2 separate regions of the Homo sapiens genome follow, and region 1 is linked to region 2. Evidence: chromatin contacts called from ENCODE Hi-C or POLR2A ChIA-PET data. All regions are on one chromosome and are shown on one strand. The core of a region is the stretch at or near the end of the contact, and the rest is flanking DNA. Distances in the headings are between cores, read along the strand shown. Region 1 has its middle 24 kb from the start of GABRR1. Region 2 overlaps PM20D2 (peptidase M20 domain containing 2).

Region 1 (5,745 bases), core at 3,096-5,595, 81 kb after region 2:
AATAGATAACTTGAATGAGTCTACTTCTCCAATTATGTTGCCACCACTCTCATCCAGCCCCCATCAACTCTCCCCTTGACCACTGCAATAGCTTCCTAAAAGCTTCAACTCCAAGTCCACCCTTTTTTATTTATTTATTTTTATTTTTTGAGGCAGGGTCCAGGCTGGAGCGCAGTGGTGTAATCACCACTCACTGCAGCCTCAATCTCCTGGGCTTAAGCGATTCTCCCACTTCGGCCTCCTGAGTAGCTGGGACTATAAGCATGCACCTTCATGCCCAGCTAATTTGTTATATTTTTTGTAGAGACAGGGTTTCACTATGTTGCCCAGGCTGGTCTTGAATTCATAGTCTCAAGCAATCCTCCTACTTTGACCTCTCAAAGTGCTAGGATTACAGACATGAGCCACCACACCTGGCCACCAAGTCCACCCTTGATCCCAGTGCCAGTTATCCACTTATTTGCTCTTATCCTCAAGCCCACCTTTCTTTGCCCTACTGTATAATACTTGAACTGACTCTATAAACCACATTTCTACTTTGCCAGTCAATACAATGCTGGGTGCTGCCAGTAGAGGGTGCAGGATGAAGTCTACAAGCCTGGAAGAGGGAGAAAAGAATCTTTTTTTCTATTTTTTTTTTTTTTTTTTTTTTAGTGGCAGGAAGGGGCACAGTGTGCAGCTATTTCCTGTGGTGTTCTTCAAAGCAGCTGAGGTCCTTATGGTTCCAGCAAGCAGCCCCCTGCAAGTTTCTTCTTCCCCGCAGTGGTGAATAGCGTGTTCCTGCAGGAGTCACGCCTTCCCATCAGAGCATTGATCACAGACCTTACAGGACCTCCTCCAGATTTCCAAGTTCCTTCCTTGTTCTTCTCTCAGCCCTACAGGTGTTCTCTGCAGTTGTTCCCTCTTCTACACCTTTTAAAAGTTATCTACCTTGTGCATAGTTAACAACTCCTTCTATCAAATGTTCTCTATTGAAGTCACTCCACTGGTTTCTGCCTCTCCACTAGATCTTGACTAGGCTCCCTATTTTATTCTCCCCAAAATACACTCTTTATTTTATTCTCCAGAGAGTAGCCAGAGTGACTTATTTTTTCATTTGGGTCCCACTGATTAAGAGAATGAAAAATAGGCTCTAAGATGCATGAATCTCCATTCCCTGCTGATACATTTCTGTGGTTTCCCAATGCACTTGGAATAAAAGCTAAACTCTATCTTAGCCTCAAGACCTCTATCCAACTTCCCAAATTTATCTGACTTTCTTGTCCTATCTCACAGTACTCCGACACTGTGCTAGATGTGATGGTTTCCTGCTGGGATGGTTGGTTTAATGTGTCAACTTGGCTAGGTCATAGTACCCAGTTATTTAATCAAACACTAACATGGATCTAGCTGTGAAAGTATTGTGTAGATGTGGTTAGCATCTACAATCAGTTGACTTTAGGTAGAAGGAGATTACCCTCAATTATGTGTGTGGGCCTTAGCCAATCAGTTCGAAAGCCTTAAACGCAACAAAACTGAGGTTTCCTGGGCGAGGAAATTCTGCCTTAAGACTACAGCAATAGCCGGGAACAGTGGCTCACGCCTGTAATCCCAGCACTTTGGGATGCCGAGGCGGGTGGATCACGAGGTCAGGAGATCGAGACCGTCCTGGCTAACACCATGAAACCCTGTCTGTACTAAAAATACAAAAAATTAGCCAGGCATGGTGGTGGGCGCCTGTAGTCCCAGCTACCCGGGAGGCTGAGGCAGGAGAATGGCGTGAACCTGGGAGGCAGAGCTTGCAGTGAGCTGAGATAGTGCCGCTGCACTCCAACCTGGGTGACAGAGTGAGACTCTGTCTCAAAAAAAAAAAAGAAAGTATTACAGCAATAGCCCAAGAGTTGTAGCCTACTGGCCTGGCCTGCAAATTTCACACTTGCCAGCTCCTAAAATCACATAAGCAATTCCTTGAAATAAATAAGCAAATAAAGTAGGATATATAGCATATATAATGTATATGATTTTATATACATATACATACAACCTACATATGATGCTATACCTGGGCACCTCAGACTAGCCCTGGGGGCCTGCCTGGAGCTCTGCTCCCCACTTTGCTGGCTTGGCTTTGCTCATTCTTTAAATCTCAACCAAAGCTCTCCCTGACTGTTCTACCTAAGTAGATTTTACATCTGTTATTTGCTGTCACTTCAATTTGTTCTTTTCCTTTGAAGCATGTCTAACTACTTTTTTATTGTTGGTCTCCCCAAGGCTTTAATAATCAATGAGACATATTTATTTTGCTCACCACTTAGAACCTTGCCTGGCTTACAGTAGGTGTTCAATAAATATTTAACGAATGAATAAATTAACCTATCAAATGCCTAAAGCTTTTATTTCCTAAAAAGGAAATGCATAAATACATTTAAATTTTTTCTGAGTTTAATTCTGAAGTATTTTCAAAATATAGGAAACAATTTCAGATGTCCATATATTCCTACATTTTAGGAAAAACGTCAACAAGGGTTGAAATAAAAAGTATTTCTGATTAGCATTGATTTCATTTTTAAAAACCCAATACCATAATTGCCCCAATTTTTCTCACCTTGAAAAGTCTATCTAAACCCAAACCATTATGTGAAGCTCATCTCCTCCATAAAATAACCTCTCCTGACCACAGTAGCTCACTGGGAGCTCTCTTTGTCCATGTACCAGTGGTATTTATTTTGTACCACATGACTTTAGGGTTTAATTATTTGCTGCCTAAAATATTTGGCTACTGTTTCACATATTCCTTGTTAGTCCTCTTTCTCAAAGGACAATCTAAATGGCATCACTGTATTTTATTCATCTTTTTATTACAGTCAGCACCCAGAATAACACTTTGTACACTATTGGATGAAAAATTACATTTCTTTTTGAGTTCTTATTTCTCACCATTTTTTGTTTTTGAAACGGAGTTTCGCTATTGTTACCCAGGCTGGAATGCAATGGGCATGATCTCGGCTCACTGCAACCTCCACCTCCCGGGTTCAAGCGATTCTCCTGCCTCAGCCTCCCAAGTAGCTGGGATTACAAGCGCCCACCACCACACTTGGCTAATTTTTTTGTATTTTTAGTAGAGATAGGGTTTCACCACATTGGCCAGGCTGGTCTTGAACTCCTGACCTCAGGTGATCCACCTCCCTTGGCCTCCCAAAGTGTTGGGATTACAGGCGTGAGCCACTGCACCCGGCCTATTTCTCATTGTTGATCAAATAATAAACATCTCCTGCTTAAAGGCCTGGCTCACAAAAACCCACAAATAATAAATGTCTTACAACTACTCAGACCAATTATCTGGTGACTCTCTGAGCAATCCATTAAATACTTGACCAAAATCCTTCTTAGGAAGTTGGGCACTTTAGTCTCCTTCCAATGAGGCAACCCCTACTTCTTACTTTTGCTAGCTCTTTCCACCAGGAGCCATAAGTGATTTTTAAAATGTAATCTCCAGTTTAAATTAGAGGTTATAAATATGAACTATCAATGAAGAGTCAGTAAGAATATATAACGTGCCTTGACTGCTGTTTCCAAATGCCCTAGTGGCTTTTGTGATCAAGAGACACAAACTCATTTTGGAAGCATAGCTGAATTTGTAATGGCCTTCAGCCATGTACTTTCTCCACCAAGGGGCATTAAAATCATGACTACCATGATTTGATGGAAAAGGGAAGGAAGGAAGGAGGGAAGGAAGGAAGGAAGGAAGGAAGGAAGGCAGGCAGGCAGGCAGGCAGGCAGGCATGCTCTTCATATTGTAAACCTTTAAATTAAAATGCATATCCTGTGGGAAAGTGCAGTCCTGTCTCCCTCTGCTGGAATCATAGTAAAAATTGTTTAAGGCAACCTTTTCTTCATTTCCAAGCCTGCCTTTGATTGAAATCCATAGGCTTCTAGGCTCAAATACAGACTCACAAGAAGTCCCCAGGCTTCTTTTTGATCAAATTCGATATGCTTGTCAGGTTTCAGGGACGTCACTAGGGGCAGATGTGGTGGTGAAAAAAGGAAATGTTGTGAGATCAATTAGGCTTAAAGCCACGGTGGCAGTAAGAAGCCCTTCATGGGGGCTGCTAGGATGGAAGAGGTGTGTGGAAATGGGGTCCCCTCAGCATGTTGTCTGAGGACTGAATACAAAATGCAAGGACTTCTTTTGTTGTGCCCCCCAGCAAATCCAACTGCCTTGGAATAATAATAGTTTGCAATTGAATGGTGCTTTGGCATTTACAAAACATTTTCACATCAGTGATTTCATTTGGCCCCAAGAACAAGCCCTTGAAGTAGGCATAGCAGGTTACTACCTCCACTTCCTTGAGGAAGCACCTGAGGCCCAGAAACATAAAGTCATTTGCCCCAGGACACATGATTAATAGATAGGAAAACCTGTGCTTTTGATCCCGGGCTTGGGCTTTTTTGTGAGCTCTGTCCTCTCCTGCCCCTTCCTGAAATGGCTGATCTGTAAAATGATTTTATTTGTGACACATTCTCCTTATTTACCATGTTGCCCAACAGGACATTGTGATGACAACTCAGATCTTTTAGTTAATTAATTCCAGATTCTTCCCTGCTAATTAGAGGAGCTGATTCATTGGAATGAAATAGAGGCTTGGGGGGATGACAAGAATAAATTCTTTGAATGAGAAGCCACATTAGAAACTGTCAACTCTTGAAGAAAAGAAAGAGTGTGATTTAATTTTGTGATAAAATACACAACACACTTAAATTGAACTCATGAGTAAAGATACAATAGGAAGAACAACATAACACAAGTTGTGTGATTTAATGTATTACTATTTAACTTTTTTCAGCATGTGATTGTCTTGACTCACAGAGTAACTTTGATTGCATATAATTTCTTAAAATAAGTTAATATAAATTTCACTGTCTTTTAATCTATTGAAAAATGAAAACAAAATAAGCTTCAGAGTGTTTTCATTCATCTTCATTTTTTTTTTTTTTTCAGATTATTTGGTTCTTTGCTTTAAGGGAAAGAGAAAACACGGGCTCTTTATGAACCAGTGGAACTAATTTTTGTGGACTTCTGCCTTGTGAGGCTTAGGGCTGGGCTTTCCCTAGGTTATGCTTTCCCTAGGGGCTTCTGAAGTCACCATGAATCTTGCTCCATAACCTGGGCCCAGGAGAACATCCAGGGCAGCTTGGATGTGACTATAAATCACAGGTTTGTGGGGATTGCAGCTGATCGTTGATGGCATGAACTTACCTTAGGCATCTTTAAGAATCATGACTATTTTAGGTGGGATAGATGTTGGGGCTCCTCTAAGTTAATCTACCTCATTTACCAACAGCGAACTCATTCAGATGGGTTATTCAGTGTTGTTTGCTTTCCCCAAGTGGCTATAAAGTTGTAGGAGCTTCTTGTTTTTTATTAGTACCATTTAGGTACAACTGGTAATTTCCTGTCCCTTTCAGTCAATGCTGGAGATGGAGCCAGCCGATCTCTAGTGATGTGGTCTTTGGGGCTGTGACCTCTGCTTCTAACTGTTCTGTAGAAAATGCTAAAGTTGGCAATGCAGGTGGTTTTCTCAGTTGGTTCTTCTTGAGTTGAATATTCAGTAGTTTCTGGAGTTGCTGAGTGAAATTTCACCTAATTTAGAATTTCCATAGCTCATGCTCTGAAACCTCAGTAATCGGGACATGCAACTTTTAGAAAACCAGAATTATTTTGCTTAAAAAATGTTTTGCTTTCTGGTCAATTTACAGGTGTTAACT
Region 2 (6,322 bases), core at 2,648-5,147:
ATCTTCTCTTAAAACCTCTTCCTATTAGAGAACAATCACTGGTTTGAAAATTAGATAGTGAATTTGAGTTTTTTATTTCAAAATTTGTTTTGCAATTTTTTATTAGGTGGAAATTAAAGGTGGAGCACATGATTATTACAATGTTCTTCCCAATAAGAGCCTATGGAAAGCCTATATGGAAAATGGAAGAAAGCTAGGAATAGAGTTCATTTCAGAAGATACAATGTTGAATGGCCCTTCAGGTAATTAAGTGTTTTTTTATATATTGAGCTATTTGAGGAAGAGAAATACCATCTTTGGTTAAATTGGTTGTATTTAATGGTTTGGGAGGTCGGGAGGTACTACTGACGTTTTTAATATTTTCACAAACTTTATGGTTAGGGGAAAGAAACTAATGGACTCTTAAGTGAGTGTAGAATGTCAAACGAGCAGACTTGATTTTAGAAATAGTCAACCTACATTTTTGTCTGTATTCTAAATATTTTCTAGTGTTTAAGTTTCGTTAGTTTTAATTTTTAAGTAAGTTGCTAAGGTGGGATATAGAATTTTAATTCATTCTCAGTCATCACAATAAGCAGGTTACTAAGTACTTAGTTATCTGGGGCATTTTCAGTTTCTGAGGAGCAACAGACAGCTAGAATTGAAATAAGCATATTTGGGGTTATGTTAGTTTTTTTTTCCTTTTAAAAGCATATTATTACTAATACATTTGCAAGTTAGAGATGTATCATCTGTTTTAAAAATAGATGTTGTTGAAGTAGGCCCAAAAGGACTTGGTGGTGAAAATGGGGTGTCGGTGTCATTCATTAAGATAAGGAGTTCAAGAGAAAGAGCAGGTTAGGGTAAGAGGGGGTTGTTATAAATTATTAGTATGTTAAACTTGAGGTGCTTATAGTATTTCTAAGTGGAGCTGTTCAGTACCTGTTAAATCTAGAACCCAAAAAGATGTCTAGTTTGGAGATTTAGGAGTTGTCCATATATGAAAGGTATATAGAAGACATAGATGTCGATGAGGTTGCCCAAATACATAGAGGAAGAAGATTCCCAGAGATCAGACATTGGCAGTCAACGAAGTGGTCAGAGAGAAAGCCAGACAATCAGGAGAGAGGAGAAGTCATGGAAGCCAAGGGAGAAGAAAACTTACAGAAGAGAAGGAGGCATAAATCATGTCAAGTGCTGTAGAGACTGAATAAGATGAATATGGTCTAGTGTCCACTGGACTCTAGTAATTAGAAATTCATGAATTGTCTGGAAGAAAATAGTATAAGACCAGTGGTACCAGATGCTGGGTCTCACTTCTCTACCCAGGGCATTGACTGCTGAGATAGTGGAAGTAGCAAATGAAGACTATTCTTTTTCAAGAGAGTTAGCTTTCAAGGAAAATAGAAAGAGTGGATACAAGCTTGAGGGAAATACGGAAAAGAAAATAGTTTTTAAGGGAAGATACTTGAGAAGTAGATGTAATGTTTAGGAAGGAGGTCAGGGAGTTCAGAGACTTTCCCTCTAGGAAGTAGCACACAGTGAGCATTGAGCTGGTAGGGCTGAGGGATTGAGAGAGAATTGCCACTGAGAGGAGTTGTCCAGGGACATCAGAGTTTCATGTTTTCTTTTGTTCTGGACAGCAAGAAAGCTCAGCTCAGCATGGTTCTGTTCTTTTACCCTAGCAGGTTTCTGCTGTCTAGCTGAAGAAGGGAAGACACATGGCCTGCTCTACCCCGGGTTTGGGTTTTATATAATGGACAAAACAGTAGGATAAAGTGGCTGTGATTTTGGTATGATTTGTGGGCTCTAGGGTCTAGTTCCACAAGTAAGATCTTAAAATATGCAACAGGTTTTTTTTTGTCCATCCTTTTTTGTTTTGTTTTGTTTTTACACTCAGACTCTTTAGACTCTTTAAACACTGGAGAGGCTTTTTCCATCCTGTTCACTGATGTCCCATTACTGTGCATCCTCAGTGTGTGGAGCCGTTTCTGGCACAGTTAAGTGCTTAGTGAATATTTTCTGAAGCAGTACTTCTATAGAGGCTACTATGCCTCAAAGTCTGGCCTCAGTCTGCATTTACCACATAACTAGCAGCTGTGAGACTATCGGCATGTTATTTAATACCCATAAGCCTTGGTTTCTTCATGTTTAAAATGGAAACTGTTCTAAATATTAATGAGAATACATACAAAGCACTTAGGATTGTGTTTGGAACGTAGTATTCCAGATAAATGTTAGCTACTCTTTGTCACATATTCCTTTATTCTCTTACCAATCACTGTGTAGTCTCACTTTGCCTGCATGGTGTTTGACATGTAATAAACATTCAGTAAATATCCATTGAGTGAACATAAGGCTTTGTTTTTACTGTGATTTATTCAACAAGTGCCTGTGTGTCAATCCTGTGAGAAGCTAGATGCACAGTCATTTCAAATACTATTTCTTGCCTCATACAGCCTCATAATTTAGTTTCTGACATAAGCATGAACCAAATCATCCAATACATGGAAAATTAAAAAGTACTGTAAAGGAGAGTAATACATCTCTGTGAGAGCTTATGCTAGAGGAATTTCACTTTATGGGAAGGTGAAGTAAGTAAGGCTTTGCTGAGGAAATGATGCTTAAGATGGAATTTGAAGGTTAAGTAAGAGTTACAGAGATGATGCAGGGATAGCATGTGCAAGGGTCCTGTGACAGGGAGAGCATGGTGAGTGTCTAGAGCGGCTAGGGCATCGAGAGTAGTGGGAACATGGTATGAGATCAGGTTGGAAAGGTGAATGAAGATTGAAAAAAAAAAGACGGCAAATAGAGTAGATGCTGCTAGACCAATTAGGAAACTTCTAGTTCAGGCAAGAGATAATGATAGCATAGGCTGAGGACAGGTGTTGGTGATGGTGATGCAAAGAGCGTTAGGATTCTGAGATATTTGGCAGGTACTGTTGATAGGTGGAGTGGAGGTAGAAGAGAAAGATCATGAGTTTGACTTTAGATATGTTAAGTTTGATCTACCTTGAAGACATCCAAGAGAAGATACCAGGCTGGCAACTGGATGTATGAGCATGGAACTTAGCAGAGACTGGGAAGAGATTTGAGTTGGTGGTGATTTGAAGCAATACATACGGACAAAATCTTGAGAAAGAATATGCAGTAAGAAGAGAAAGGGGCCTGGAATGGAGTCTCCCGTAACTATTATTTCATCGTCAGGTAGAGGGGGCTCTATCCCCAAGAGAGACAGAAGAAGGGGCCATCAGAGAGGCAGAAGGGAAGCCATGCAAGTGCTGTGTCACAGAAGAGAAGAAAGGGAGTAGGTGGCAGTGTGGAGTGCTGGCCAAGAGGGCCAGTAAAAGCCGTGAGACAAGGTGAGGGCAGGTTTGCAGTGACCTTCATGAGAGATGTGACTGATACAGGGGAGTGGGTGGCAGACTCAGTGGAAGGTGAGCCCATGAAAGCATGAGCATACGGACAACTCTCCAAGAAGCTCACTTCTCTGCGTCTCTTCTAACAGGGACTGTGACTTCATAACTCCAGAATACTTAACCACATATACTTAAATAGACTTTTCTTAACTTTGTGTGTTCCAAGGATCTACGGATTTTGGAAATGTTAGTTTTGTGGTTCCTGGAATTCATCCATATTTTCACATTGGATCTAATGCCTTGAATCATACTGAACAGTACACTGAAGCTGCTGGTAAGTGTTGTTGGATGTGACTGTTTTGGCACACACACTCTTCTTCTGGTAGTAGCTGCCTTTCTGTTTAACCTACTATTTCACTACATAACATCACCTCAGTAAATACTGCACTGTGGTGGGCAGTTGGAGAGCCAGTTGAGATACGGGTAGCTAACCTGTGAAATTAAATACAGCTTAAATAAGTAAGGAGGTATTTTATTTTCTCTACCTTTTAGGGTCACAGGAAGCTCAGTTCTACACTCTGCGGACGGCCAAAGCTCTGGCAATGACGGCACTGGATGTTATTTTTAAACCAGAGTTACTGGAAGGAATCAGAGAGGACTTTAAACTGAAACTTCAAGAAGAACAGTTTGTAAATGCAGTAGAATAAAAGACTTAGGGGCCACTTATAAATCAAGAAGACGTGATGATTTTTTTCTTTTAATCTCTTTTAATGAAGGCATGCTTGTTTTTTAATCTTAAAGGAGTAAAATTCTTTTTACCTGATAAGTGAGGACAGGGTGTGGAGAAAACATATTAATTACCTCATATCTAAAGTGAAAATTTTTGCAAATCCGTACTTGATAGGATTATGATATTACAGGAGCTGGTATGTGATGCCATTCTTTCTTTTTTTTTACCCCGCAACCACTCACCTTCACAGTAGTGATACCATTTCTTAACCTGGAGGATACATGGCATCATTTTTATAAAATATGTTAGTAAACCTTTTTGTAAGCCTTAAATGTTATGTGTATTTTTAAAAGCTTAAGAGATTTCAAACCTTATATTCAGAATTGACACCCATGAGAGTGTTTTGTGGTATAGGGTGGTAAACTTGTTCTCTAATCGTATATTAATTCCTCTACCAGATTGTATATTTGAAGCCAGTGTCTTTCCTTTTTTTGTTTTAAGATAGAGCCTCGCTCTGTTGCCCAGGCTGAAGTGTAGTGGCACAATCTCGGCTCACTGCAACCTCTGCCTCCCAGGTTCAAGTGATTCTCCTGCCTCAGCCTACCAAGTAGCTGGGATTACAGGTGTGTGGCACCATGCCCAGCTAATTTTTGTATTTTTAGTAGAGACGGCATTTCACCATGTTGGCCAGGCTGGTCTCGAACTCCTGACCTCAGGTGATGCACCTGCCTCGGCCTCCTAAAGTGCTGGGATTACAGGCATGAGCCACCGCACCCGGCCTGCCAGTGTCTTTTTAATACACATGTGTGTTGGTATTTTTAAATTGTTACAGTATCTAGCATATTGCTTACTCTGAATATTCAGTACTTTTTGAATAAGCAAATATTGCTTCCTTGCTTGGAATCATCAGAGTTTAAAGTAGCTTCGTGGATGGACCATGATCCTAAGATGAGTTTTAATTTTGTGTTTACAGTCATCTCTTGTACAACGTGGAGAAGAAAAGATATACTTACTACTTTGCTTCAGGTACACATAAGAAAACCTCTTTTTTAAAAAAATTTTTATTTTTTTACATAATAGAGACAGGGGCTCGCTGTAGCTTCCAGGCTGGCCTCAAACTCCTGGGCTCAAGCAATCCTCCTGTCTTGGCCTCCCAAAGTGTTGGGATTTCAGGTATGAGACACCACACCTGCCCATTTTTGTTTGGTTTTTTAATGGGCAGGTTCTTGCTCTCCCAGGCTGGAGTGCAGTGGTGTAATCACAGCTCACTGCAGTCTCGAACTCCTGGACTCAAGCAGTCCTCCCACCTCAGCCTCCTAAAGCACTGGGATTACAGGCTTGAGGCACTGCACCTGGCCCTGACCATTTTTTAAAAAGGTTAGGCTTAGTGCAAAGTTTAAAATTATATGATTCTTAAAATACTGAATTAGTTTCTAAACTAAACTAGAGGTATAGGTGGACCTGCTTGAGGTATCTTTGTTTTTATGGAACATTTTTATTACATGCCTTTATAATTTTTCATTGTTCACACCCTGTACTGAAACCTTTTTCTCAAATACCAACTCTTGGCTATGTTAAATTTGTAGACTTTAAAAGATGTTATCTAAATTAATGGTTTAAATATACAAATTGAAAATATTTTCTTTTTAGTGGCAATTTTAAAAGCAGGCCTTAATATGGGACCTGCTTTTAAAGTAAAATATGTGGTACTATGAATTACTAAATTGCTATATACCATGTAATAGTGAGTATAGCTAATATTTAGTATGCCTTTTAAAAATTTTGGACTGCTTTTCGGTTTTAACAAATTCTCCACATGTGAACTACTCAAGAAATTTTCCCTTTTTAATTGCCTCTATAGCACTCATAAGAGCTAGGGCATTAGGATAAACTAGAATATTTTATGTTTATGAATACTTGTATAAACTTAAAAGTGTTTTGATTTCCCACAATTTCCCAAAGGAATGTTTATTTATTAAGAGTTGTGTTGATAATTTAACTGTTACAATTTCAGCAGTTGAATTCAGTGAACACTGGTTGAGGAGTGCCTATTTCTAAGCACTGGGTGTAAGAAGAAAAGACACTTGCAAAGGAAGAGCTAAGATTAACATAATTTCTTTGGTTTTTCTATTGCTTGTTATTATTATGTAAAAACTGGGTGGCAGTTCACAAGGAAGATTGTTGTAACAGAAGAGTGACAACCAATAGTTTTTTGATCATTAAATCAAATTTTGTAAACAGTGGCAGGAGCGTG

The links. A loop is a pair of places that touch in the nucleus more often than their neighbours do. ChIA-PET counts read pairs that join two places held with the same protein, here RNA polymerase II (POLR2A).
Region 1: a loop to region 2 is called in a map of Caco-2, with 8 times the contacts of the local background. The contact joins two enhancer-like sites. A Hi-C loop is called at or near these places in 3 of 168 maps with a recorded cell type or tissue (Caco-2, K562 and sigmoid colon). POLR2A ChIA-PET finds 5 or more read pairs at or near these places in 8 of 52 experiments (A673, BJ, CD4-positive, alpha-beta T cell and 5 more).

Annotation. Positions count from the first base shown.
Region 1 is chr6:89,238,931-89,244,675 of GRCh38, forward strand. No RefSeq gene overlaps it. Among named protein-coding and RNA genes, the nearest start is that of GABRR1, 24 kb to the left of the region's middle. Within about 2 kb of position 4,346, at least 2 of the 41 ENCODE cell types and tissues checked have a DNase peak (open chromatin) inside an H3K27ac peak, as active enhancers do.
Region 2 is chr6:89,158,219-89,164,540 of GRCh38, forward strand. PM20D2 (peptidase M20 domain containing 2) reads left to right here. Exons shown (of 7, transcript NM_001010853.3): 5 at 107-242; 6 at 3,565-3,672; 7 at 3,891-6,322. The coding sequence ends at 4,045. Among named protein-coding and RNA genes, the nearest start is that of PM20D2, 15 kb to the left of the region's middle. Within about 2 kb of position 3,898, at least 8 of the 41 ENCODE cell types and tissues checked have a DNase peak (open chromatin) inside an H3K27ac peak, as active enhancers do.